7 separate regions of the Mus musculus genome follow, and all the other regions are linked to region 5. Evidence: chromatin loops called from intact Hi-C (ENCODE). Cell type or tissue: heart. All regions are shown on one strand.

The links. Peaks named below come from ENCODE experiments on the same cell type or tissue, not always from the same donor. Only the 100,000 strongest peaks of a DNase experiment are listed, where the experiment ranks them.
Region 1: it touches region 5 in a loop (2.9-fold over the local background); 20 of 42 quality-filtered maps call a loop at or near these places.
Region 2: it touches region 5 in a loop (8-fold over the local background); 37 of 42 quality-filtered maps call a loop at or near these places.
Region 3: it touches region 5 in a loop (3-fold over the local background); 18 of 42 quality-filtered maps call a loop at or near these places.
Region 4: a loop joins it to region 5, with 2.3 times the contacts of the local background. A loop is called at or near these places in 2 of 42 quality-filtered maps.
Region 6: it touches region 5 in a loop (3-fold over the local background); 17 of 42 quality-filtered maps call a loop at or near these places.
Region 7: it touches region 5 in a loop (2.9-fold over the local background); 19 of 42 quality-filtered maps call a loop at or near these places.

Annotation. Positions count from the first base shown.
Region 1 is chr4:88,870,805-88,874,804 of GRCm38, reverse strand. Gm34457 (a long non-coding RNA gene) reads right to left here and starts at 2,878. Exons shown (of 3, transcript XR_390701.3): 1 at 2,815-2,878; 2 at 1,461-1,571. In heart, a CTCF peak has its summit at 1,912 (motif pointing left); no DNase peak of the experiment used is centred here; H3K27me3 peaks cover 569 bases.
Region 2 is chr4:89,143,528-89,147,527 of GRCm38, reverse strand. All of the region lies in intron 1 of Mtap (methylthioadenosine phosphorylase), which reads right to left. Among named protein-coding and RNA genes, the nearest start is that of Mtap, 8.2 kb to the right of the region's middle. In heart, CTCF peaks have their summits at 1,006 (motif pointing left) and 1,974 (motif pointing left); a DNase peak (open chromatin) is centred at 1,957.
Region 3 is chr4:89,292,689-89,296,688 of GRCm38, reverse strand. It overlaps Gm12610 (predicted gene 12610), which reads right to left and starts at 1,509. Exons shown (of 10, transcript NR_132431.1): 1 at 1,492-1,509; 2 at 1-136. It also overlaps a transcript of Cdkn2a not described here. In heart, a CTCF peak has its summit at 1,775; DNase peaks (open chromatin) are centred at 1,628 and 2,388; H3K4me3 peaks cover 1,821 bases; H3K27me3 peaks cover 3,448 bases.
Region 4 is chr4:89,467,624-89,471,623 of GRCm38, reverse strand. All of the region lies in intron 7 of Gm12610 (predicted gene 12610), which reads right to left. Among named protein-coding and RNA genes, the nearest start is that of Cdkn2b, 160 kb to the right of the region's middle. In heart, no CTCF peak of the experiment used is centred here; a DNase peak (open chromatin) is centred at 1,533; H3K27ac peaks cover 870 bases.
Region 5 is chr4:89,523,288-89,527,287 of GRCm38, reverse strand. No RefSeq gene overlaps it. Among named protein-coding and RNA genes, the nearest start is that of Dmrta1, 160 kb to the left of the region's middle. In heart, a CTCF peak has its summit at 2,393; a DNase peak (open chromatin) is centred at 2,537; H3K4me3 peaks cover 1,773 bases; H3K27ac peaks cover 454 bases; H3K27me3 peaks cover 609 bases.
Region 6 is chr4:89,280,035-89,284,034 of GRCm38, reverse strand. Cdkn2a (cyclin dependent kinase inhibitor 2A) reads left to right here and starts at 1,843. Exons shown (of 3, transcript NM_001040654.1): 1 at 1,843-2,049. The coding sequence starts at 1,924. In heart, a CTCF peak has its summit at 1,747; a DNase peak (open chromatin) is centred at 1,814; H3K4me3 peaks cover 627 bases; H3K27me3 peaks cover 3,202 bases.
Region 7 is chr4:88,865,477-88,869,476 of GRCm38, reverse strand. No RefSeq gene overlaps it. Among named protein-coding and RNA genes, the nearest start is that of Gm34457, 4.4 kb to the left of the region's middle. In heart, a CTCF peak has its summit at 1,907 (motif pointing right); DNase peaks (open chromatin) are centred at 1,086, 1,176 and 1,916; H3K4me3 peaks cover 1,418 bases; H3K27ac peaks cover 583 bases; H3K27me3 peaks cover 559 bases.

The sequences.
Region 1 (4,000 bases), 650 kb after region 5:
AATGGAAACCTGAGGTGGGAGCTGGAGAGATGCTGTATGACAACACATAACCAGTGTGGACAAGGCGGGAGGAACTCAGTCATTAAAGCCCTTGCTGATCATGCAGAGGACCTGAGTCCAGTTCCCAGTCCTCACATGACAGCTAACAACCCTCTCTAACTCTAGTCCAGGGATCAAGAACACATGAGGTACATACATACAGGCAGGCAAAGCAGACACACACATCTAACAATAAATAAATATTTTTAAAAGTGGGGAAGGAAATAGAAACACTTGAGCCTTGTAGCAAGATTGTCTCCATGATTGCTTTACTAACTGCTCTGCAGTCATTCAGGAAAGATGAGAACTGCTCTGGTTGTCTAGACCAAGGATGCCCCACATCCCCAATGAGGTTTGGAAGAAAGCTTACCACTCAAACTGAAACAAAGAAGATCAAGAACAAGGAGGAAGACTGGGTGGAAGGGGAAGGGGGAGCAATAGCTGTGGGAAAGGCTGTGGGAGTCAGAGGGAATGGGGGACATTAGGAGAACATGGCCCACTGAATCAACTAAGCGGGACTCACATGTGCTCACAGAAACTAAAGCAGCAAGCACAGAGCCTACATGGGTCTATGCCAGACCCTTTACATCTATATTATAGCTCTTTGCTTAGTGGTTTGTGTGGGACTCTAACAGTGGAGAGAGGTGTATCTCTGACTCTTTCGCCTGCTCTTAGGACCCCCCCCCCAATTTGGTTGTCTTGCCTGGCATCAATCAATATGAGGGCTTTTGCCTTGTCTTATTGCATCTTGTTTTGTCCTGTTTGGCTGTTGTCTCTTGGAGGCCTTGGGGAAGAGTGGGGGGGGGGGGGGCGGGGAACTAGGTGGAATGTATGGTATGAGACAAAAGTCTACTTTTTAAAAAGTATGGCTGCAGTATTGCTCTCCCTGGTTGACAGTGTCTTTGGGGTCCAGTCCTTAACTGTGTGGATGGACAGAAGTTGAAGTGCTAAGTAACACAAGAAACTGGGCAGGAGATGATGGAGTGGGGCTAGAGAGCCTTCTAGACTAGGTTAAACTCTGACTATGAAATCACTTTCTTGGTATAACAATAGACTCTCTTGAGGATTCTACTTGGCTTGCTTCTGGTTCTGGTTCTGAGGATGTTGTCTGCAGAGACGAAGCAATACAAAATAAGACGTCCTGGCCGATAACAACTCAGTGACCAACAGTCCCAAGGGAAAACAAGCTTCTGGCAGATTAAAAACAGGAGAGAACGGTGGCTTCAGATGTCCCAATTATCAATAAAAGTATAAACTCGGAAACAGTCATTATACAAAGGATCTACAGTAGCCAATTTAATTTTTTAACATGAGCGCAGTAGGAAGACTGATAGTAACATAGGTGGGTGATAGGAAGGAAAGTTGAAGAACAAGTTTAACAACGGAAAAGTAAAGCAGAGAGCAGAAGGCTCATATTTCACCTTATTGGTGAATCGTGTCACCACGATTCAGTAAGCATGGGTCTTTCCACAGACGCTGTAGATTAACTGACGATCCACATTAGACTGGTCTTTCACTAAACAACAAACTGCCTGTTGATTTAAATAACAAAATATGGATAGTAATCTCGAACAAGTGAATACTTCACCCAAAGCTAACAAGGTACGCTTGAAAACGGTGCTATTAATCTTATACCACTACTAGGTAGACGGAGATTATTGTTTTTGAAAAAAGACTTTTTAAACTTACATTTTAATAGCAGGTTTGTCCTCTGTTCTATACAGTTGAGGGTATTTAAATGCCTGAGAGCCCAACTGTGCTTATTGAAGATGAATGTAATCTGGGGTTATCATAATTATCCAGAAGAACACATGAATATCTAGAATTGCTTGAGCAAATACATTATAGTGACTGATGTTATTCTGCCCTCTACTGGTGAAGATTGAAATTCACGCTGAGATGGGTTCCAGTCCAAAGACTGAATGACCAACGTGAATCAATCTCTCTCTCTCTTTCTCTCTCTTTCCCTCCCTCCCTCCCCTTTCCTCCCTTCCACTTTTTCTCTCTCCATCCTTCCCTCTCTTCCTCCCCCTCTCTCTCCCTCCCTCCTTCTCCAGGATCTCACTATGCAGCCTTGTCTGGCCCGGAACTTGATTTGCTGATCATGCTGGTTTTGAACTCACAGACATCTACCTGCCTTTGTCTCCAAAGCACTCGGATTAAAACCATGAATAACCACTCCTGGGTTGAACTAGAATGTCAGGGAATTTTTTCTCATAAAACAAAATGAGCAAAACAAACCAAAAAAGCAGAATTAGAATCTTGATTTATATATCTTGGTCAATTAATAAGAGCAGGGAAAAAATTGAACAGTATACAATCTCCTATTTACATTGCTAGGCCCATTATGTCATTCAAAACGGTCTGCATGCTGCTTTCCCCATATAAATGTAGCTACTGCCTTTCATCAAGAAGCCTCTCTTGGTAACAAATGGAGACCATCACAGAAAACCACAACTGGACACAATGTAGACAGCAACAGATCCTAGGAGAAGCAGCTCCAACAGATACATCTATATCCAGGTCACAGCTCCAGCATCTGCAACTCAGAGGACTCCAGGAAAGGGTCCAGAAGCAGATATATATATATATATTTCTGCAACCAAATGCCTTTCACCTTGTCCAGTGTCCTCCATATGCACATACAAGGGCTTGTGAAAAAGGTAAGGAATGGTTTCTTGACTTAACTTACCAAGATTTTCACTCTGTCATATACATTTCTATCAAGGCTCTGTTGGCCACTGAACAGTCTAGTGGCATTAGCTCTGCACTTACCCATTCTTCAGCATTTTCCCTCTGCAGGCTGAATTCCTAACCCGGCCACTTCTCCCTCCTCCTAGCCTGGGCATGGATATAAACATGTGTGTTATTAATGGTGACCACTGGACTGCAGCTATGCTGCAGGTTTCTATTTGCTGTGGGTATAACCAGAGGAGCCAGTTTAGGTGAGAGTCAGTGTCAGAGGGACTGGATGGAGCGTAGATGAAGCTCCTCCGACACCTGGTTTTGTTTTATTAATGCACACAGTCCCTGTTACTAACATGAATCAATTAAAGCCTGCCCAACTCTTTACTGGTCTGGGCCCTCCAATCTGTTGCCATTAAAGCAGAGACTTATTCTTTAATATCAACCAAGAACCAGTTGACTGCTTTGGTGATATGGGCAAGGGGGCTTAAATGGTAGGTCATAATTACTAGTGACTCATTCGCTCTATCTTTTTAGCAAGTGTTCTAGTTTGGTTTTTAAACACTTACCAAAAACAACTTAAGAAGAAAAAGATTTATTTCATCTTACAAGGCACACCATTATCAAGGGAAGCAAGGGCAGGAATCGGGAGGCAGGAACTGAAGCAGAGACCATGAAGGAGTGTTGCTTGCTTGCTTGCTTTCCCTGGCTTGCTCAGTCTGTCTGCTTGCTTCCTTCCTTTCTTTCTTAAAAGACATATTTGTGGTAGAAAGCTTTTTAATTGTTACTAAGTTTAAGACATATTTTCTTACTTTGGTACAAAATTTGTTTTGATACAAAATCAAGGTTTTCATTACTATAAATTTCTCCTATTGATACAAAAAATTTTGAAAGTACAGGGCTTAGATCCAGTCCTTCTATAACTGTTTTTATAAACTGGTCTGAGATGAATAAGCCGGTGAGTTAAGGGCCAAATAACAAATTCATGTCTCTAAGTTTATTGTTAGAGTGTTTTCAGATATTTAATTAGAAACAGCTGAGAGCAGTTAATGGACAACAGTCCAACAGATTACTTTACATAGATAGTTGGCTTTCAAAAACGTCAAAAATCACAGAATGTGACATTGAATGTTATTTATTCACTTGTGGTTGAGACAAATCTGCTTGTAACAGCTTCCCATTCATGGATTCAAAGAAGCAGCTGAACATCTAACCTCCAGGTGAGGCTGTACATTTGTGGCTAGGTGGCCACTGGGCAGAAATTGCCTATCTCTCT
Region 2 (4,000 bases), 380 kb after region 5:
TTCTTTGCATGCCACTATAACCACCTGGAAGGGAATGCAGGTTAAAGATGAGTGACATGACAAGCCCATACTAATATATATATATATATATATATATATATACTAAGTCAAAGGCTGTTCATATGTATACATATACAGCAGACAGTATTTCATACATTGTATAATTCAAATATTTATTCAAAGTAATTTTAATTTTGTTTTTGTTTTGTTTTTGAGACAGGGTTTCTCTGTATAGCCCTGGCTGTCCTGGAACTCACTTTGTAGACCAGGCTGGCTGCAAAGGTGTGCGCCACCCCCCCACCCCCCTCCCCGCTAGTAGTTTTAATTTTTTATGTTTAAGCATTTTTTTTTTCAGTTTCCTAAGACTTCCTGGAAATCCATGTTCTTATAAAAAGTGGAGAAAGAAACCTGATCCTGTGAGTTGATCTGGAGTTGGAGGGATGGCTCAACAGTTATGAGCATTTCCAGCAACCACAGTGTCTCACAACCATCTGTACCCCAGCTCTAGGAGGTCCGACACCTTCTTTTGGCTGCTGAAGGCAATGTGCATATATGGTTGCCAGACACATGCAGACAAAACACCAATGCACATAAAATAAAAATAAATGAATCTTTAAAAAAAAATTGAGTTGATCTAACAAAGCCTAAGAAACAAACCAGAACAATTACAAAGATAAACATTAAAGTCTTAACATTAAAAAACTAAGTAACATTATCATTATGAAACTTTATGTTGACTCCCTAAAGAACACAGGACTTAAACAGGTCAACAGCAGGCTACAACATGGGACTTTGGGAGAAAGCTCATAGAAAAAGACCCCAGCACTTTTTACAATGAAAGGGTGTAAACGAATTGTCACTGAATAATATTCTTACAAAGGAAAATAGAAGTTTCTGGCTCAACAGGGTAAAGTTCCAAACTAAAGAATTTATGAGATTTTGCTGTAGGATGGCAGATTTACATTTCCTGGTGGCTAAAACAGTTGACACTGATGCCACCTTGTGGTACATTATTGAAATTACAGCAGATGTATTTTATATCAACTAAAGGGGAAAGACTGACCAGTCAACATATTGGTGATTTCAAATCAACAACAGTTATTTGTTTAATATGCTTAAGGTCAACCAATCTATAAAATCATTCTATTTTACAAAAGCCCAGCACTTCTGCTGGCGTGGCTTCTCCGTTGTATCTTTCACATCTCTGGGCTAACAGACTGTCCAGCCCATGTCCTCACACTGGGCAAAAGAAAGCAACAGAAGAAACAACTATCAGTTGACTCATTGGGAATTTAGCTACTAGGCTTAGAGGCAGGAGGATCAGAAGTTCCAGACTGTCTTTTGATATATAGGGAGCCTGTGGCCAGCTTGAGCTACAAAATATGAAACAAAAGCCAAAATCAAACAAAAAGCAAACAAACAAAAAAAACCTTCAAACTTTTTACTTATGACCGCTTTGCTTAATCATTTCAAGAAGTCCCCTAGGCTACCCCATCTCAGATTCTGAGTCAACACTGACAACACTGACCTTTCAGGCTTGAATACGAAACAGATCTCATTTTGTTTTGGAAGTACTCTCAGAATGCAGCAAGCTAGCACAGTAGGAATGGAAGCAGCAATCGGAACAGGCTAGCTCCTGAAACTCGTCCTCCCTCATCTGCCAGCTCTGCTTCAGTCCAAACCCTCCCAGCGACACGACGGGCCTGCACTAGGGACCTCAGCCCTTAGCGAGGAGTGGGTAGTACTTGGCAGGAAAGCAGACTGACCAAGAAGACCACAGCAGTCTACAAAGCCCACCCGGTCATCCAGCTGGCTCTCACTGTTAATGGAAACCTGTACCCACACCTAAACCTACACCTGCTACAGGAAACCAGACTGGCAACTGAATACTGTACTGCCACACCAGGGAACAAACAGAACCTTGATGGAGGCCTGCAGTGTCAACATGTGGCCCACAGCACCACCTGCTGGCAGCACAAGCAAAGTACAGCTGGATGAAGCTCCCAAGCACTTCACCCCAGGTTAGCGCTGAACCGTATCTGATTTTCACAGATGCTCTCTTCTTACACAGGTCCTATGGCATTATTCCTGCTTTACAAAAAGAGCAGCAACGCCGTTTTCCAGCTTGAGCACCGTGTGCCAACTCCTAACATCCTCTGGGGACTTCCAGGAGCTCAAAGTCTACTAGAAAGGGTCACTGCCCATGATACAGAGACTAACCCTTGGTCGGGGCAAGCTTTTGCTCAAGGTGACGGAACACACTGTAGAGAGGCTCTGGGTAGCTGGGCGAGCATCTACGGCAGTGGTTCTCAACTGTCCAAATGCTGTGACCCTTTAATACAGCCCCTGACTTGTGACCCCCAACCATAAAATGATGTTACTTCATAACCGTAGTTTTGCTACTGTAATAAATCTTAATGTAACTATCTACTATGCAATCCCCAAAGGGGTGGTGACCCACAGGTTGAGAACCGTGATCAAGGACACCACTGAGAAACCCATCAACCACTCTCAGGAGGCAGCAATACCTTATCAGATCCCAAATCCAGGTGACTCTAGAATGCCTAAAAATGGGTTAAAGGGCTGAGACAGAACAGATGGATCAACTCTGTACATCCAGAAAGTCTTCACTACACAAAACAAGGTTTCTGAAAGAGGGACATGTTTAACTGTTAGATTTCCCACCAGTCACCTCAAAAAGAATGCCTGCGACTTTGGACCTTACAGCTACATTCCCTAAAACCAGATACATACCCTATGTACTTCCCCTGGTGCCTCAAAACCAGGACTTCACCTACCTTGCCTGGTCTCAGGAACCATCCTTTTGAGCCCTGTATGCCCTGCCTCCCAGAGGTACTCACAAACACCAAAGATAGAACAGCTGAGATGAACCCATGTAACGAAATGGGTGGCTTTTGAGCATGTCAAGTTCAAGGTGAGGAAAGACAGCTAGGGTGGGATCTAGCCCAATCCCTCTCTGGGATTTCAGTCCTTCAGCTCCAGTTACCACCAACAAATATGGAGGGACTATGTGTATGGTTTTATAGGACCCCATTTATGGTCCTGACTTACGGGGATCAAGAGACCAAATGCTTGCGCCCGAGAGGTCTGTACAAAACCTGCAATACGAACTAGACAGCACATCCCCAAAGTAAATGTGATGGTCTGTATTATGCTTGGCCCTGGGAGCAGCAGTATTGAGAGGTGTGGCCGTGTTACAGTAGGTGTGTCACTGTGGGCGTGTGCTTTATTTAATACCCTAGTCCTAGCTGCCTGGAAGTGAGTATTCTGCTGGCAGCCTTCAAATGAGGATGTAGAACTCTTAGCTCCTCCTGCGCCATGCCTGGCTGGGTGCTACCATGTTCCTGCCTTGATGATAGTGGACTGAACCTTTGAACTTGTAAGCCAGCCCCAATTAAATGTTGTCCTTATAAGAGTTGCTTTGGGGGGCTGGAGAGATGGCTCAGTGGTTAAGAGCACTGACTGCTCTTCCGAAGGTCCTGAGTTCAAATCCCAGCAACCACATGGTGGCTCACAACCACCTGTAATGAGATCTGATGCCCTCTCCTGGTGTGTCTGAAGTCAGCTACAGTGTACTTAAGATATAATAAATAATAAATAAATCTTTAAAAAAAAAAGAGTTGCTTTGGTCTTGGTGTCTGCTCACAGCAGTAAAACCCTAACATAAGCTTTCTCCACAGGGAACGCCTATGGGCCAGACTGTGCCCCAGTCCAAACCTATATACAGATGTTGTGATGCTCACTACTTGAGTGGATTTGGAGTCAGGGTTGAACCTAACGGACACAGATACACCCAGAAGGAAGAGCACAAGGAGCCTGCACATTGAAGCTCCCAGAGAAGAGGCCACCCCCAGCTTAAAGATTCTACAGGGCTGATGGACTGATTAGAACTTCTGGATTGGGGCTGATCCAGAGTCAAATCTTAGGCCACACCCCTGGTTCTCTTGCCCACCCACAACCTATCTAACATCCTAGTTTC
Region 3 (4,000 bases), 230 kb after region 5:
CAGTTGTCTCTGGCTCTTGACAACAGAAAGAGGCCTCAGCACCTGGTGATTCAGTGATCATCGTGGGTGGGGTCTAGCCTGTACCTGGGAAACCAAGCAGAGTTCAAGACTTGAGCTTCTCCACCTGACTTGTCACCTGTAAAATAAGGACAAAAGTCTCGTATTCAAAGGACAACTCTGAAGATAAAATGGGTGCTTTCAGCTTAAGTAAAAACACACATTCATTATCAGTTCATTATTAATTATTTTTGAAGAGCACATAGCCAAAAAGTCACTTAGAAGTCCAACAACCTTCATGATTGTATTTACACAAAGATGAAACTGCGGTTACTTCTCATCCAAAAGACAGAGAATAGACATCAGGCAACAGGGAATGGAACTTAAAAGTCCAAAGCTTCATATTTACATTCCTCAAAGAAGAGCTCTAGTAGCTCTCTTACTCAAATGGCAGCCCTAGGAAGTGGGAAAATGCCTTCTGCCCAGATACCTGGAGGAGCAGCAGCTTTTTGAAGAGGGAGAAAATTCCAGGTAGGGTAGCCCGAAGCCCCAGGGCCACCCACGGTATTTGGGAAATTCAAATTCTCTGTGGAGCTAACCCAAGGTATGCACTGGTTTGTTTTAACCCTACACTGATACTCAGGGAGCCCTCAAAACTCATTTTATTTAACGGATCCATTCTTCGATCCTAGATTTGAAAGGTTCCACTGCAAAGTCACATACTAGAGGGAAAGATGGAAAAGCAGCAGCTGGACCTGCCCTGCGGCTCTCAGTTGCAGCAAGGCCTTTGCTGGGTTAGTTTGGTTATTTCCAGGCCTTGCCATCTTCCTATGTCTAGTACTGGCATTTGGAATCCGCTCTATAAGACCCTGCCAGCTGTCACCCTGCTGTGGATTGCTACTTTACTGCAGCCAGACCACTAGGCCCGCGCTCGTAATGAAAGGCCACCAAGTCTCAGGGCCGCTAATCCAGGTTCCAAAAGCTAGCCTGGGTCCCACGTCATCTTGCACATCTGGGCCACCCAGATCAGCTAGGCTCCCGCCGGTGAACTCAGAACTAGTCCAGACGGATGGCCCTCTGTCCCGTGAGCACTGGACCCCAGGGCAGGCCTGCTACGGGGATCCTGGGCTTGACTTCCCGCTTTCTCAATCTCCGAGCTCCGGACCCGCGCGGAGCTAGGACTGACCAAGCGCGCTCCTTCTGTCCCCGGCCGGCGCTCCGATCAACTCGGCCCTCGGGTCAACCGCTCCTTTTTCTCCTTCCCCCACTTTTCCTGTTTCGCGGGGGCCGGGGTGGAGGCGGAGAAGGAGGCGAGGAGGCAGCGGAGAAGGGGGCAGCCGGGAGGGGGGAGGGGACCGGAGAAGGAGGCGACGCGGGGCGGGGAAAGAGGAAGAGCCGGGGATGCTCGCGCTTAAAACCGAAAATAAACAACGTCCTCGGGCTGCGGCCTCGTGTCTGCCCGACCGCGCGGGGGCCTGGCCGGGACACACTTACCGGTCCGCCGCGGCGTGCAGGCCCTGGTCCCGGGTACACGCAGCGGCTCTTCTCTGCGCGCTGTTCCCAACCGGAGGAGCGCAGCGTACCGCTAAGGGTTCAAAACGCCCGCGCGCGTCCTGATTGGCGGGCCGGCCCATGGCTGGCCTCGCCGATCTTCCTATTTTCTTCTTTTTATAGATGGACTCGGAGCAAGGGAAACCTCGCCGAGGGGCGTCAGGCATAGACGAAAGTTTCGGGACCCGAAAGTTAACCGGAGCGAAAGCCGATCGGCGCAGGAGACGTTGCCGGCCGGCTGCGAAAGGGCGCAGCTACTGCTAGGGGGCGGGCGGTGCGCACGCGTCCCGCGGCGCTGGCTGTCACCGCGATGGGTGGCGAGCGAAGCGAGCGGGATCCGGAGCGTGCCCTGCGCGGGAGGCAGCGGGACCCCGGATGCGGCAGGGCCCGCGCGCGCCTCCCCCTGGGCGCCTCTGGGAAGCTTTCCCGCGCGACTGGGGACCGCGCGCCTTGGGACTCGGGGGCGCGCCTGAGGGCGGAGATGGGCGTGGAGCAAAGATGGGCCGGGGGCGGCGCGTGGGTCTCGAGGTGCCTCAACGCCGAAGGGGCTGGGGGCGGCGCTTCTCACCTCGCTTGTCACAGTGAGGCCGCCGCTGAGGGAGTACAGCAGCGGGAGCATGGGTCGCAGGTTCTTGGTCACTGTGAGGATTCAGCGCGCGGGCCGCCCACTCCAAGAGAGGGTTTTCTTGGTGAAGTTCGTGCGATCCCGGAGACCCAGGACAGCGAGCTGCGCTCTGGCTTTCGTGAACATGTTGTTGAGGCTAGAGAGGATCTTGAGAAGAGGGCCGCACCGGAATCCTGGACCAGGTAGGAAAGGCCCTCCGAAGCTGCACGCACAGGTGCCGTGGCTCCGCGTGCTTCTGTGCATCCGCCCCACGAGGTAGAAGCAGGACGGGCCCCGGTGGGGACTTCAGGTGGGGGAGGGGAGGGGTCGCTTTCCCCCTTCGGCTTAGTTCCCGGGAGATGGAGTACTTTGCACACGGTGAGGCTGAAGGGGTCGGCTTCACGGTCCTCCTCAACCCTGCAAAAAAGGAGAAAAAAAGGGGGGAAAAAAAGAAAAAAAAAAAAGCCTAAGAGTTTTTCTAAACCTGTTTGCTATCTTAGAAATGAGTGGCCCCAACATTTCCTCGTTATGTTAGGAAACTGCAAACACACACACACACACACACACACACACACACACACGACCTTAGGTAAGGTGGTTTGTTTTCCAGAGCACTTTATTTGGCCCTGGGGTGGAGTGGGGGGGGGGGGGAATACCTGCTAAGGGTTTTGTTTTCTAAGGGATTACTTATTTCGCTCCCATCCACCAGGCCCTCAATCCTGCTCTCAGGGGTAGCAAAGGGAGAGAGAGACAGGGAGAGACACAGAAACAGAGACAGACAGCAGGAACAAGAATTGACTTCCTAAAATAGGAAGACAACATATCATGGTTTTAAATATAATCAATAGCTGCTACCCGATAGCAAGCACTAGGATTCTCTAGGATTTCTCGGGCCCATATAGACTTGACTGGCCATAGAGGTGAACCCTTCTTACCGGCTGGCCTAAATTCACTGAAACTTTTTTGTTCAGTGCTTTCTCGGTGCAGGATTACAACTTACACCTGCGGTCCCGGAGGAGTCAGAAGTAGTAATATTTTAAGAATAACAAACCACAATTAACATAGGTTTTAAATGAGGCCTAGTGCGTGAAAAATAGAATCTGTGGTACGTTTTGTACATCTCATGATCTGGAAAACTGAAAGGGAAAAAAAAGTATGTACACACAGCGTGCAAAATATCTTAGAGAATATGGGGATTCTAAAAGTGAACTCCCCACCCCCTGGAAAAGTTTTGTTTTGTTTTGTTTTTTTATCACAATCAATTAACTTTTAGGTGGAAATGTAAAACTATCAACACTCCGCAGGAGGGCTAGAGAAGCTGGTGTAGTGGCCTGGACCATAAAGAAAATGAAAGAGCAGAAAAGGAAAACTCTCAAACTTGTTTGTTTGGTTTTTGTTTGGTTGGTTGCTTTTTCAAGAAAAGAGTTTCTCTATATTGCCCTGGCTGTCCTGGAACTCACTCTGTAGGCCAGGCTGCCCTCAAACTCAAAGATCCACCTCTGCCGGTGTCCCCAGTGCTGGGACTAAAGGGATTTGAATTTGAATTTTTCCAAAAGTTAGTAGAGCGTTTATAAAGGATTTTGTGACTTGATTTCTAGCTTTGATTTTAGTTCATTTAAAAGCATTCACTGGACCCTAGGCGTCCTCCTTAATGGTGATTTTTTTTCTGCACAGCGTAGTTGTGCAGAAAAACACATCGACGCAGAAAACATCTAGCTTTGTGATATGTGCGTTTGAGTTGATAATGCTCAGCTCTATTTTAAAATTTTCTTTTATTACTCTAGTTGATATTTCTCCCTATATAATTATTTTATACAAGTAATTTGGTGCCTGGGGGAAGCTCTAGTT
Region 4 (4,000 bases), 56 kb after region 5:
TCCCTGTGCAACTACTGATAGTTACGGTTGCTAAGGGAAGGGGTGTCACTTTCTTCCCACTAGTAACTTGCCTGTGCTCTAATAAATAACTTCACATATTTATGCCAGTAACCAGAACTGAACTCAGTGAGACACACACACACACACACACACACACACACACACACACACACACACCCTGAAAGTGAGAGGAGACTTGGTGGTAAAAGGAGAATTTTTAGTGGAAGAAAGTGGTATGAGAGAGGTAATGAGGACTAAACTTGACTGAAATTCATTATGTTTGGTGTATGTGTGTATATAAATATATCTCTGTATATATATACATTTCTATGAAATTGTCAAAAAATTTTTAGAATAGACATTAATAAAAGATGAATGCTATAAACTTAGAAAATCAATACATGTGGCTTATGTAGATGATTCTTAGGTGTGTGATTATTTTATATACACGCATATACATCTGGCTCTACTAAATAAAGTATCTGACTAGTTTCAGAAGGCAATGCTAGTGAGTGGCAGATATATAAACACCTAACATATGTTTATGAGAGTCTTTAAAGTGTTTTTGGCATGGGACTCTAACATCCTATCATAGAGAGTTACAAACTATTTGTGTTAAAGGCCAGAGAATAAATATTTTAATGTTGTGAGGCCACATAGGCTCTGTTGAAACTGCTCATTCGGCTGAATGTGTGAATACTTAAGTAAAGCTGTGTCCCAACACACAAGCAAGAGGCCAAGTTCAGCCAATGGGCCATATGGTCAGTCTCTGAATAGAGTAGCAGAAGCGTAGGAAAATGAATAAGATGAAATTGCACAGATCTTAACTATACAAAAAGTACTGTAAAAAATGCTACAGAGAAGAGCATTAAGTAACAGTATCTTTTTATTTAGGTCAAGTAAATACTTTGTAGTCCCCATTTTCCTATGCTTTCACTTTTGGATGTATTAAAAATGGGGAAATAGTCACAGCTACGTGGGGGGGGGGCTGACTCCAGGAGTTCAGGGTCAGCATGAACATGTGAAGAGCTCTGTCAATAACAACAGTAACACAAATAATTTAAAGAGAAAGAGAACAGGAAGGGGTGGAGTAAAGAGAAGAAATGGAAAAAAAATGCCTGTGCCGTTGTTAGGAAACCAGACATTCCCAGACTTACTAAGGTTGGAAAATAATCCTTTTGCCATATTGATAAAAATTCGGGAAAACATTTGTTACCTCTATTCCAATTCTCATTTTAAAAAACAGGCATGTTTTAAGCTTTAGAAATGACACTTTGGAATAGTCTCCTTTTTCTTCTCTCAAATCAATTCAGATTGTTGGTGATCAGAGAAATCCTTCAGTTTGTCCGGAGTCTGGGACGTTATGAACTCCCCCAAAGCCACAGTGCTGGAAAATGGCCTGCTTTCCTAAAGCTCTTTTTAATGACTCATGTTCTTAATCGCCTCTGTTCAAGTGACAAAAGAACCACTGTTGTTAGGCGGGATGTGCAGCACATTACACAAGTTTACCCTGGCAGGCCGCTGGGCCGAGCTGCAAGCCTGTGTCAGCAATTTTAGGTCCCACTAATAGGAATACAGATGGCCCTGTGAGCCGTTGGGACATCTCACAGGGCCAATCAAAACATGGAAAACAAAGGCTTTTATCAGATCCATGCTGACCACAGCTCCCTACGGTATTGCTAAAGCCATATTCCTCTCTTAACTTTCCATATACAAAAGAGCTCTCACCTGACAGAAACCAGATTTCACTGACGGCCTAGGGCCCAAGTTTGTTGTTCTGCCGGGTATGTAATTACCCCCTTAGGAAATGGGAAAATGAAGCCTTTTTTGGTCTTTCTCTGGGAACTTAAAAAACAACTCAAGTAGCTTTGAACACACAAGATGCAAATGAAAGACAGTGGCAACAGTTGGGCTAATTCTGAGCAGGTCTGGGAAAATGAAAGTGTTATCTGAGACTCTTGCAAGGAGAGAGACTGCTCTTCTTAAAGTATCTTCTGTTTTGCTGTCCACAAGCGAGCCTTCGTCATGCACAATAAAGTCGGCCACCTCCTCTTCAGCTCACACTATCTCCCTCAGAAGGATGTGCTCTTCTAAGAGGATGCCAGTACCCAACAACTTAACTTACTTTGTCTGTAATAGACATATGCTCTTATTGAGGGAGAGTCCTCTGTGTGTGTGTGTGTGTGTGTGTGTGTGTGTTTGTGTGTGTGTGTTTGTGTGTGTGTTTGTGTGTGTGTCTGTGTGTGTGTCTGTATGTGTGACTGTGTGTCTATGTATCTGTGTGTCTGTGTATCTGTGTGTGTGTCTATGTGTGTCTGTGTGTGTCTGTGTGACTGTCTCTGTGTCTGTGTATCTGTATATGTGTGTGTGTGTGTGTGTGTGTGTGTGTGTGTGTGTGTGTGTGTGAGACAGAGACAGACAGAGAGAGACAGAGACAGACAGACAGAGAGACAGAGAGAATGACTCTATGGAATATTTACTAAAAACAAAAAATTTAGTTGAAACAGGATGACCAGCCTGATTGTATATGCTTTAGTTCTGACTCTAGAGAACTAGTAAAATTTCTCCTGCTGCAAAGATGTACAGCAATCACCCCAAATCTCAATAACTGATGTGAGTGAGCATTCATTTTTCCCCTACAATCTGCAGGCCTATGGTGATTCTGTAAGGCTTAGCAGCATTCAGACTTTAGACGGGCTTCGTTCTGGGTTCTGCAGCTACTGGGCACTATCAGTGGGCCACAGGAAGGAGATCAGAGACAGGGGAGAGTAAGGTGTCAGCTGGGACCTAGCATGAAGTTGCTTCTGCTGCTTTCCACTGGTCTAAGCAAGCCCAAGATCAAGAGTGCAGGGAAACAGATTATCAGCAATATACCAGGATGAGGAAGAGAGGAAGATCTGTAGGAAAATGAAAATTCCACCCTGTTAAATAAGTAAAATTCATAGCTGGGCGTGGTGGTGCATGCCTTTAATCCCAGCACTTGGGAGGCAGAGGCAGGCGGATTTCTGAGTTCGAGGCTAGCCTGGTCTACAAAGTGAGTTCCAGGTCAGCCAGGGCTACACAGAGAAACCCTGTCTTGAAAAACAGAAACAAACAAAAAAAAGAAAAAAAAAAGAAAAATTCATAGTTTCAACTTCTAGAGAGAGAGAGAGAGAGAGAGAGAGAGAGAGAGAGAGAGAGAGAATTCTAGCTCATCCAGTATTAAGGCTCTTAAGATGAGCAATAGCTTTAACATTTCTATTACATTTACTAAGTTAAAGGGTGGGAGGAGTGTTACACACGCCATAGTATGTATATGAAGCTCAGAGGATACTGTAAAGGATTGGATCTCCCCTACCAGGTAGGTTCCAGGGATTGAACTTGGATCTTTAGGCTTGGCAGAAAGTGCCTTCCCCCATTGAGTCACTTCACTTTGACCAAGGGAACAGCGTACCTAAGTACCAGACAGAGGCTTAGAGTCATATTTTTCCTCATACATAGAGACTACAATCAAAGTACAATGTGATCAGTTCCGTGAGATCTGTACAAAGCATCCTAGGAGCAGGTAATGAGGTGAGTTATCCTGTTGCTCCGGATGCATATATACATATAAAAGATGCATATATACAGATGCATATATACGGATGCATATATATGGATGCATATATCCGAATGCATATATACATATAAAAGAATTAGGGATGGGGATGCAAATGAAAAAGGCCAGGAGATGGAAGATGTCATTGGCAGTGTTTACTTCTGAGCATGAAAAGAAGAACTACAGCAAATATGAAAGAAAATTGTCGTTCAATGAGTCTAGACACTTGAAGGACTGAAGTCCATTATGTTTTGAAATATTTTAATTATTAAAATATTTTAATTATTTTTATAAAGGGGGTTGGGAAATATTGGGCAGAGAAGCAAAGCTGGTTTTCACAGGCCATGGTGTTCTAGAGAAAAAGCTAGAAGAGTGTAAGAGGCGTGAGGTTTCTGGGGCTGCTGAAACTGGATTACTAAAATC
Region 5 (4,000 bases):
TGAAATGCAAAAGAGAATCTTAGCTATGCAACTCAGTGGGGATGGATCAGGGTGCTACTCACAGAGTTCTGTTTGAGGTAGTGAACACTTCTGTCCAGAAGGCAAGCACAGGGACGGTTATACTCCAGGGGGAAGCCACTGAACATGGGCTTTGCACAGTTTAGTGTCTGCTGGACGTTGTCCAGGTTGTCTCCAGTGTTCCTGTCGGCTCCCCAGCTAATTAGAGTCACCTCTATTGACAGATGTGGCAAAGGTCACTGCTCTGGGGACTTGGCTGAGGAGGGAGCATTTCACTGTCCTCGAGTGTGAAGACAAATAAGACATTACCCTAAAAGGTTCAAGCTCAAAGGGAATGCAGAGGTCAAAGATTCCCTGGACGTCTTGCACTCAGGTTCAAAAGCACCAACTGGACTGGATAGCAATAGCTCTGGAACCCAAGCCTGAAGGACTGATTGATTGGGAATAGGCATGGACGTGGTATGACGGGGCAGCCCAAGCCAAGCCAAAGCCAATATACGGTGACAAATATACACCCATCTATACACAAGGAATACACATGCAAAGACGCTTTAAAGATAACTTACCTCATGGGTGAGCCCCATCTGTGCTATCACCAAAGACCCAACATGGCTTCAATGATAGTCCCATCTAATGGTCACACAGATGGCCCTGACGAGCCAAATGGGTCACAGAACAAAACCAAATGTCAGAAATCTGTGAAACAGGGAAAATAGAGAGGAATAAAAGAGATGATGGGGGAGAGGGGTTGTAAAAGGGAGCTGGAGTAACCATAATGCACTGTATAGATTATGTAATTGTCAAAGAACTAACTTATTTAAAAGATACATTCTGTACATACATAAGCTTGTCAAGGGAAAAAAATATGGTTTAAAGATGCAGAGATCCACAGCAAAGCATTACAAGGGACTCAGTGAATCCAAAGGAAAAAGAAGAAGAGGAAAGATTGTAGGAGCCAGAAAGGTCAAGGACACCACCAGAAAACCCACAGAATCAACAAATGAACTCCTAAGGGCTCACTGAGACTGAAGCGGCAGTCAGGGAGCCTGCGTGGGTCTAACCTCTGCATATATGATAGTTATGTAACTTAGTGTTCTTGTAGAACTCCTAACAGAGGAAGTTGGGGCTGTTTCTGAAGCTCTTGCCTGCCTTTGAGACCCTTGTCCTTCGACTGGTTCACCTTGTCCACCCTTAATAGGAGGAGAGGTAGGTACCTAGCCTTACTGAAACTTGATATGCCACGGTTAATTGCTATCCCAGAGAGCCCGTCCATTTTCTGAAGGGAAACTGAGTAGTAGTGGTTGGGGAGGGAGGAGAGACTGGGAAGAGAGAAGAGAGGGAAAATACTGTGGTTGGGATATGAAAGAATAAATTGATTTAAAAAAATAAATAAAAGTATTGTTTAAGAAAATTACATTCTAGATTACATAAAGTGAATTTTAAACGAAATGAATTAACCTTAAATTTTATTTATTTTTACACGAATTGCATCACACTAAATTTTCTCTTATTTGAAAGAGCCGGCATAAAGAGTTACCAACTCAAACCAGGGGTTAGAAAACTATAACCTGGGCTGGTGAGATGGCTCAGTGGGTAAGAGCACCTGACTGCTCTTCCAAAGGTCAGAAGTTCAAATCCCAGCAACCACATGGTGGCTCACAACCATCTTTAACGAGATCTGACTGGAGTGTCTGAGGACAGCTACAGTGTACTTACATATAATAAATAAATAAATAAATCTTTTAAAAAATGTTAAAAAAAAAAAAGAAAAAGAAAAGAAAACTACAGCCTATGGTTAAATCTTGGGCTCAGCCTATTTTTGAAAATCGATTTTTACTGGAAGGTGGAAAATATGAAAACCTCTCAAAAATGATAACTTGTATTCTCCATTAGCTGAATTTTCAGCAATGGACAACTATTGTTTATACATTTATTTTAGAGACATTTATTACTAACACCTTGTAGTCCCAGAAAACAATAAGAGCAATGTACAGCGTAGTCAATCATTATAAAGCAGGGGGGAAAAAAGACTCTTTCTATTACCATAGAGTTCTTATGTCTGAGTCTCTCTCAAAATGACTCTCAGCTTATCAGTTTAGTTGACCCAGTTGTGGCCACTCTGCAGCCCTTAGAGCTTTCCTTGTGTGGCACAGTGTGTTCCTTACAAGGAATTAAGCCGAGAGAATTCGGTCTAACGGCAGTAAAAGGCAGAAGTGAGAATTTAGCTGACTCTACCACCACGCCGTTTTATCTTGAAGCTTCTGGGAAACTTTAGTTGCTTTGTGAAGGTGTTGTGGAAAAAGAGACAAGTTGCCTCCGGGGTTGCTAACTTCGCCGATTTTCTTTCCGTTTGAAGAACACAACCAACAAACCGCCACTAGGTGTCCTCAACACCAAACTAATCCTCACTTCGGCACTTTCAGAGGCGAACTCGCAGGGACACGGGACTCAGGAGTTCCCCCCGAGGGACAGATCAAAACCCCGTGCACTCAGCACGGCTCTCTGAGTGAAAAGAAGTTCCCGGCAACAGCATCCGAAACTTCGGATCTCAGCTTTTAGTACGGAAAGGCCGGATGGTGGGGTGGAGACCCTCCTACGCTGAACGGGAACAAGAGAGGCCAATTTGAAGCCGCCCTGCCTCGCAGCAACTTCAAATGCGCAGAGAATATGCATTGGGTTCTAACTGCTTTTGTTTTTTGTTTTTAATTTATTTTTTATTATGCTTTTGTTTTCTTTACGGCGTTTGCAAATAAGAAGCCATTGTTCGGCTAAGCCTGTTCATTCGTTTTTTCACGAGAAGACAGTAATATTACTGAGTCCGCAGTCAGAGTCGCCAACTCCATCCCGATTCTCATCCATCCGGACGCTCCTCTGCTTGTCTTTTCCAGTTCTCCCCTCCCTCGCCCCCCATCTTTCCCTCCTCTATTTCTTCTCAACGGTATCTAAATCTACCACCTTTACACACATAGTGCGCTTTCCTGGTTAAAATATGAATATTTACATATTCAGTGGAAATAGGATTTCTTGACTTTGAAAAGTCAATAAAAGGGGAAAGAAAAGGAAGAGGTGCTAGAGATGGCTCAGTTGTTGCGTGCTTACTGCTCTGCAGAGGATCCGGGTCCTGTTTCCAGCACCCACATGGCAGATCACCACTACCTGTAACTCTACTTCCAGGAGAACAAAGGACCTCATCTGTCCTCCATGGGCTCTTGAACATATGCATACACTCAGGCACGTATACATAAAATAACTAAATATTTAAAAATGAATAGGAGGAGGAAAGGGGTGGGGGTGAGAAAGCAAGCAGGTAACTGCCCAAATCGACCCAAAAGTTATGGACCATAAGGTCACATGGTGGGAACCGGTGGGAACCGGGAGCTGCAGAAGGCATTTCCCTTCATCTTTCCTGCCTCCACTCCGGATTCTTTATCATGTTCCAGGAATTTCTAATCTCACCACAGCCAGATGACTCACAGCGGCTGACTGGCTGTCTAGGCTTCTACCTAACACCTGTAAAGATAAACCCTGGTTAAAACAGCACTCATTGCAGGGTGGCCTTTGCAGATGGCCAGGGGGATTTTCAGAGTTGAGTTCAATTTTTCCCCTCAAAGGCTCACAGACCTTGATCTTAATTTCAGACATATTTGTGTCTGACAGCCAGAGGCTAGCTACACACCAGGAATAACCTCCCATGGACCAGACCTGCTGCTTGGGGAGAGGAACACAGGAGTACAGCAATCCTTATTTGGGACCACAAAGGGTTTTGGTTTGCAAGCTACTCAGACCAACCTTCTTCGTACTCACTTCACTGCCCCAGGCTGCCTTTTAGGGGCGTGTCATTTTCTCTCTGATCAATTGAGAGGTTCTTTCTAACTAACGTCTCTCCATGCGAGGCATACAGAAACAGTGGGCCATACGGTCAGATTCAAAATATAAATGTTAAATAGTGTCCTTCCAGGCAAGTGATAAAGAAAATAATCAA
Region 6 (4,000 bases), 240 kb after region 5:
TTAGAACACAGGAACTTTTGCGACCACAGTGATGCTTTTAGAGGGTTGAATCCTCAAAAAGAAAATTAATCGCAACTAGTAGAAGGGAGATTACTTATTGATTCTTATAACTTCTGCAGGAATACACAGTTATGAGTTAGGGCAAAGAGAAAATTGACTTTTAATATTCTCTATCACTAACATGAGAGAACATGTATGTGTTCCAAAATAATTTTTATTTATTGAAAACCCGCTATATACCTGGATTTTCACAGAATATTCATTACTCTCCAAAATGGCCTTTTCTAGGTGAATTTTATTTTCCTTACAGACCTCAAGAAGTTTACATAATTTACTTAAACCTGAGGAGAGAGAACAAAGCCTCAGAAAATTTACATAGTTTATTTAAACTAAACTCAGCTTGCTTGGTAGCAGCTTCTAATCCCAGCAGTTAAAGAGACAGAAGCAGGGCCAACCTGGGGTATAATATAAGGTGAGACTCTCCTTTCTTTCTCTCTGTCTCTGTCTGTCTCTGTCTCTGTGTGTGTGTGTGTGTGTGTGTGTGTGTGTGTGTGTCTCCTCTCTCTCTCTCTCTCTCTCTCTCTCTCTCTCTCTGTCTCTCTCTCCCTCCCCCTCCCTCCCTCTCCCCCTCCTCTCTCCCTCCCTCTCCCTCCCCCCCCCCCACACATTTGAATTCGTGGAGTTGGTAAATGAGGGGTCAGTTCTCTGTCTGTCTGTAGTTTTGTGTCCACAGGATATGACTGACATTCTCACCACACACATACAAAGTCAAAAATAGCTGTGGCCATATAAAGAATATGGGGAGAGAAAATTATTCAAAATCTGCAGAAAATAATGCCAGGCCTTTAATCCTGGCACCCAGGAGGCAGAAGGGAGACAGAGTTCTGAGTTTATGCTGAGTTCCAGGAGTGGAAGAAAGGGCCATTGCCTTTCTGGTGAGGACTGTCTTTTTAAATCCTCCCTTCTGTCCAGTACTGGTAACTCTGCCCAAAGCGTGTTCTTCTTCCTGCCTCACAAGATTGCAAAGACGTTTTTAACGAACAATTTAAACCGGTGCAACGTTTATGCGCAGCACACCAACTCATTTAAACAAACAACAGCCCCATAAAATAGAAATACTTTATAAGCAGATTGCCCTCCGATGACTTCACCCCGTCACTTTTTTATAGTTGTGTACAGAATCCTAGCACTGATACAGCAACATCAGAAATGTTTCTGCAAATCCTTCGCAAAGATTCGGATTTCATACTGGGCGTGGTACCCTCCAAAATGAGTTGTTTGAGCTAGGGTTGTTGGGATCTCAGCTTGGCGAAGTTGTAGCTCTTTCTTCTGAATAAAAGATGACACAATTTTCTGCTAAGATGTTAAATACCTTAAGTTTCAGTGTAGTGATGAAAATTACCCTCCTTCGTTTTTCTAATACCTGGGTGTTGCACTGGGGAGGAAGGAGAGATTTCGAGAAGGACTAGTTCACTTTCTCAGAAGACACGTGTGCACTTCTTTGCTGTGCGGGTCCAGAAGGAGCCCAGCGTGTCAAAGGGTGACCAGGCATGGGGGAGGGGTGTTAGCGTGGGTAGCAGGCGGGGGCTGTCCGATCCTTTAGCGCTGTTTCAACGCCCAGCTCTCCTCCTGAACCCTGCATCTCTTCTGTAGTCCGGGCTCCATCCCTTTCCCCTCCCCCATCCGGAGGTGGGGGGAACAGCAGTGTTTTCAGGGGTGTTCAATTCATGCTATATTCAGGGCAAATAGCGCCACCTATGGCGGGCTGTGGAGCCAGGTCAGGAGCAGAGTGTGGCTCCCCCCCCCCCCCACACCATCCTCAGAGGAAGGAAGGAGGGACCCACTGGTCACACGACTGGGCGATTGGGCGGGCACTGAATCTCCGCGAGGAAAGCGAACTCGAGGAGAGCCATCTGGAGCAGCATGGAGTCCGCTGCAGACAGACTGGCCAGGGCGGCGGCCCAGGGCCGTGTGCATGACGTGCGGGCACTGCTGGAAGCCGGGGTTTCGCCCAACGCCCCGAACTCTTTCGGTCGTACCCCGATTCAGGTAGGCAAGGAGTGTCCCATCTGCAGTCGGGTAACTTTTGTTCAGGAAGAGATAACATTTCAATTACCATTTGAAATGCATACCCCAGATATTTTTGTTTGTTTGTTTGTTTTTGTTGTTGCTGCTGCCCACCGGAGCCACCCATTAAACTAACTTGTTATAGTGAAACCATTTTGGCATCGAGTTTTCAGTGTCTTATTTTTGAGAAGTCTTGTTTCTCCCATCTACTGTCAGCTGATTAATTCTGGTCTTGCTTTTACCAGATTACTAAGTTTCAGCCTAAAAGGAGTCCTGGCCCTAGAAATGTCTGTAACTATCCTTTCTAACTCTAACAAAGAAAATTCCCGTGAAACAAATGTGCATTCCAGAGCCTGTGCATAATAAGCTGAAGAAAAAGAACATCGGTTTCAACTTGACTAAAAAGGCTGGAAGGTGCCTTCTGAAACTGCAACATAGACTATATTTTACACACTTTAAATCACAGAATAAAAATAAACAAACGAGTTTGGGACCTTGAGATCATTTGCAAGTCAAGCGTGGAAACCTCTTTGATTCTAGACAGGTTGGGTGGTTGTGCGAGATAAATGTGAACCTTTTAAAATAACGTGTCTATAGTTTGCAGTTTAACATTTGCAGTGTTACCAGTTGCTGAGAAGTTTGCCTTTGGAGTCCTAAAATATGTAAGAGAGGACCGTATTCATTGAATACAGAAAAGTTAAGAAAGTTGGGTAGATAGTTTTAACGGGGAAGGAGGAAGTTGGTTTGGTTTCAGAGCCATAACCCATTTGATGTTCAGGCAGAAATGCTGGGGGGGGGGGAGGAGAGGAGAGGAGAGGAGAGGAGAGGAGGAAGAGGAGGAGGAGGAGGAGGAGGAGAGAGGGGAGGGGAGGGGAGGGGAGATAAGCCTAGAAGAGAGAAGAGAAGAGAAGAGAAGAGAAGAGAAGAGAAGAGAAGAGAAGAGAAGAGAAGAGAAGAGAAGAGAAGAGAAGAGGAAAAATAAGCCAGGCTGGTTTTTTTGGGGGTGTTTGTTTGTTTGTTTTTTAATCCCAGAATCAAGAGACAGAGGCAAACTAATCTTTTCAGTTCTAGGTCAGCAGGGATGACATAGAGAAAACCCTGTATAGAAACACCTCCCCCCTAACAAAAGAAGAGTAGAAAGAAAATAACAAAACAAAAAAACCCAAGGTACTTTCTTAAAGGATTTAGTATTCATTTTATTTTTGCTATTTCAACTTTTCCATACCATAAAAGATGTGAGCATTTTTTTTCCTATCACAGGGTTTCCCCTTCTACCTTTATTATTTTTTTATTCTCCCCAACTCCCTCCCCAACCCTTCTACTTTCCCTCCCAGGTCCCTCCCTCCCTCCCCACTTGTGATTGCTTTCTTCAGATGTGAGCAATTTTTAAAACCAATTTTATGAGCAAGATGGAGGTCTTCAACACACAGTATTGTTACTTTCTCTTTTCTGTAGTTCCTTTACAGTTTTGCTGAAACCTAAGTTAGTTTTACTTTCTTCGGAGAATGATTCAGCAATACTAGTGCAATTATATTATCTTCATTATTTTATATGTGTATATATATATGAGAGAGAGAGAAATTCATCTTAGAAATCACACATAATTCTGAGTGCCTACGTCCACTGCCTTCCCTCTCTTCTCTGCCTCCATCAGCACTGAATAAGAGATGTCTGAAGTTATAAAACCATCTGTGGCCAACAAAACCGTGTTGGATGAGCTGATGACACTCCAGCCCCTCTACCACACACACACACACACACACACACACACACACACACACACACACACACACACACGGAACACATGGGAGGAGAAGGGAGGGAGGGAGGGATGATGGACTTTTGAGGAGTTGAGAGAGCACAGAACCGCAAAGTGATTAGATCTTCCTCTTAGAAGCCAGAAGTTCCTGAAGGTTTATCAAGGTCCACTCTT
Region 7 (4,000 bases), 660 kb after region 5:
TATAGCTGTCTCTGGAAAGACTCTCTGCCAGACCCTGACAAATACAGAGGCAGTGGTGGATACTCATTGGACTGAGCGCAGGGTCCCTGATGGAGGAGTTGGAGAAGGCACTGAAGGAGCTGAGGGGGTTTGCAGTCCCATGGAGGCGTTAACATGCCAGACCCTCTGGAGCTCATGGGGACTAGATCACCAACCAAAGAGTACCCATAGAGGGATCCATGGCTCCGGCCGCCGCATATGTGGCAGAAGATGGCCTTATTGGACATCAATCAGAGAGAGAAGTGGCCCTTGGGCCTGAGGTGGGGTTCGATGACCCAGTGAAGGGGAATGCCAGGGCGGGAAGGCAGGAGTGAGTGGGTGGGTGGGAGAGCACCCTCATAGAGGCAGGGGGAGGGTGGATGGGATGGGGGTTTCCGAAGGGGAGACCTGGAAAGAGGAAAACATTTGAAATGTAAATAAAGAAAATATCCAATTAAAAAATCAATGGGCTAGCCGGGCGTGGGGGAGGCAGAGGCAGGCGGATTTCTGAGTGCTAGGCCAGCCTGGTCTACAAAGTGAGTTCCAGGACAGAGAAACCCTATCTCGGAAAAACAAACAAACAAACAAACAAACAAACCAAAAAAACAATGGGATATGATATTTAAGAAGAATTCGTTTATCAGTCAAACATGATACTTTCCTCTGCAGCCTTGCTCTTAGTTCCTTGGGCTCCCTTCCACAGTGTAGTTAAGGGTGGTGTCAGGTGCTGTGACTTCACAGCAGGTAGGAGGTCCAAAAACCCATTCTTTCCTTTCTCCCTACAGCTGCTCATTGCCCAAATTGCACGCACGTATGGTGCATATGGAGACTTGATGTTTTATAAAATAATCTCAAAGAATGACAGACAAAGAATATTCTGGCACTGGGTCAGTTTTTGTTAAGAAAGGACCTCCTGTGCCTTTTGGAGCCAGCCAACCAGATAGTCCTCTGTGCTGCCTTCTGGGATGAGGATAACGGGGGGGGGGGGGGGGGGGGCAGGGGGCGTGGATATCAGCTACGCGCGGTTTCCTGCCTCTATGACGTCACTGTAGCGGGTCATTCCTTCCGCCCCAAAAGCACATCTCACAAACAAGCACATACCACTCTCAGCAGTTGCCCGAAACTTTCGCTTTTTTCCCGTGGTTTTTCACTTTTCAAAGAAACTCAGAGTCACAAGGAAAGCGAAACACCTGTGCGGATGGGCGGCACATGGAGACAGGAAAACACTGCGGCAGGGGAATAAGCGGATTCTTTGGGCGAGAAAGCTGGTGGAGAGGAAAGGCACCCGTGCGGCGCCAGTGCCTGTGGGTGCATATTGGTCCGCACCGTGGGAGAGCCCCTATGCGGGGGCGTGCACATCACTGACTGCACAGGGATCACTCTGCCAGAGGAATGGTGTGTTTTCCTCTTTCCAGAGTTTAACCCAGGCTTTCACGCGGTTCCAGCTTCAACAAGCAGAGCGCCCTGTGACACTCAGCAGACAAACACTTTGGTATTCTGAGACAGCTCAGTTTGTAGAGGACTCACTAGAGAGAATATACAGGAAAGATACCAAAATAACATTCAGGGGACATTAATGCACTTTCTGCTCCAAGAGCCCCATCCCTTCGTTCTTAGTGTTTGTATATTTATTCATGTAAGTGTGTGAACACATGCATCATGTCATACATATGACAAGCAGAAGACAGTATTCAGGAGTTGGTTCACTCTTCCACCATGGGACTTCTGAATCCGGCGATCACTGTGCCTTGGGGGAATCTGAAGTCCCTTCTCTCCTTCAGACACTAGGAAGGGGAAATTTTTATTTGGCCCAGGAGCACAAATGTTTTCCTGCTAAACAAGAGTTTTGAGGCAAGTCACAGCCCAGAAATCCAGCAGGACCAAGCTGCACATCACCAGAGCGGCCAGCAGATGGAGCAGGAGGACTATGGGGAAATGACGCTGTGAGAAGAGGATGGCAGTGGAGTGAACGGGATTCTACGTTCTGTGAAGATACCCTGCGTGTGTGTGTGTGTGTGTGTGTGTGTGTGTGTGTGTGTGTGTGTGTGTGTGTGTGTGTGTGTGTGTGTGTGTGTGTAAAATTCTTAAACAGGGAACACACAGTTTGCATTTTCTGAACATTTATCTAAGCTTGAACTTTGTTCTCATTTGTGAATTTTTCATATGACTAAGACAGTGACATCCATTCAGGCTACTGATTACATTATTAAAGTTAATATTTCCAGTAAATTTCAGATATGCCAATTCAAATGGATACTTACCCCTCAATGAGAAATACTCTAAGCTTGTGGCCAGGTGTGTGTGTGTTCACAAGCACACTTACACACTGAATCACTTCTATCCCACATGCAAACATCACTCTTCTTGGCCTATGAGAAGCTTTGGGTCCTCATTCTCACCTCCCCTTTTACCTAGAATTCTCACCATAACAGGTTTCTGTGTTTAGTTGGGGACTTATATTGTTGTTGGGTGGTATCTTTTTTAAAAATCAACATCTTCCTCAACATCTCCAGCTGACCTAGAACTTTCAGAAATCCTCCCCTCCCTCCTCAGCATTCCAAATTTAGGGATTTAATACACTACCTGCATCAAGAAACTTTCTTGGAATGAGATTTTTGCTCACTGTTGTGTAACTTACAGCAGAGCCTGCTGGCTCCTGGTAAATGATCTCTGGTGTCTTCTGTCCTTAAACACATCTACTCGGGGCACGTGGCTGTACTTTAAAGGAGCCACAAGGCTGGGATTAATACTTCGCCCTCTGCCCACATTTTTAAACTGAGGTCAACTATGCTATCTCCATCCCCACTCCTAGGTCCCAGTCATCCTGAAAACCACCCACATTCTCTTTAGGTGCTTAGGGAGACTCCAGTCCAACAAGAACATCGGGTCCCCAGCAGGTCTACTCCCAAGGTGCTTATCACACCTGACAGTTCTCTCAGCTTTACAGAAGGGGACTTGTGTCTTTGTTACAAAAATGATAAAAACTCTAAGTCTTTGCCCCTAACCCTATAGTGTTTTCCTGAAAGAGCCTGGCTCTCATGGTATTACTTTCTCTTCTCCTTTGGCGGGACCCTAGCTATCAAAGATGTCAACAGCCTTCTGATGGCGAGAGCAAACATTTGCTCTGTCTGAGTAGGTAAATGAAGCACTTGTTGCAATATTTTACATTCAATCGCCAATTTTTATTTTGCCACACACAACTTTTATTGTTGAACTCTCTTAGGTAATGATTGAACAAGTTTCATTATTTTGTGAGCTAGGCGCATAGGTGACAGTGTTTCTCCTTGCAAGTCTATGTCACCAAAGTGTATTGGCATAGGGTCAGGTACAGTAGGCTTTACGTATACAAAAAGGATTTTAAAATATCTTGTCCTTGTATAACCAGTGCTTATCCTTTGTAAGCTTGGAATTAATTTGGTTGAAGAAAATTGCACGACTCTCGATAGTTTATGTTTGACTAAGATTAGGTAAGTAAAATAAACTACCGGAAACAAAAGTTCTAAGAAGGTTCAAAACATCCCTTTTTTAAAATTTAAGTTTTTATCAAGAGAATCTAGTTGCCCCCAGTTCCTGATGACTCTCTTTGGTTTGTTTGTCTCTCTGTGATTCATTGTAGCAATAAAGGACACCAGGAGAACATACATGTTCAAGAATGAAACTTGCTTTATTCATGCTTTTTATTTTAAATTTAAATAACAATAACATAATAAATTCTATGAGCTATTTTTACTTAGAGGTGCTTTGACTTGGAGTGCTGTGCTGTTCTTATATCACTTCCTGGGTCACATTGAGCTTAATGAAGGCTAAAGGCACGGAAGGAGTGAAGGCATGGAAGGAGCCACAAAGGGCTGGGCCTTTAAAAAAAATTTTTTTTTCAAGATAGAAAATTTTATTTCTCCTTTCAATGTTCATAGAAAGAAAAACTCTGTCATTTTGTGGGGAAAGAGAAACAAATAGAAGTCCAAATGTCATGAAAATGAAA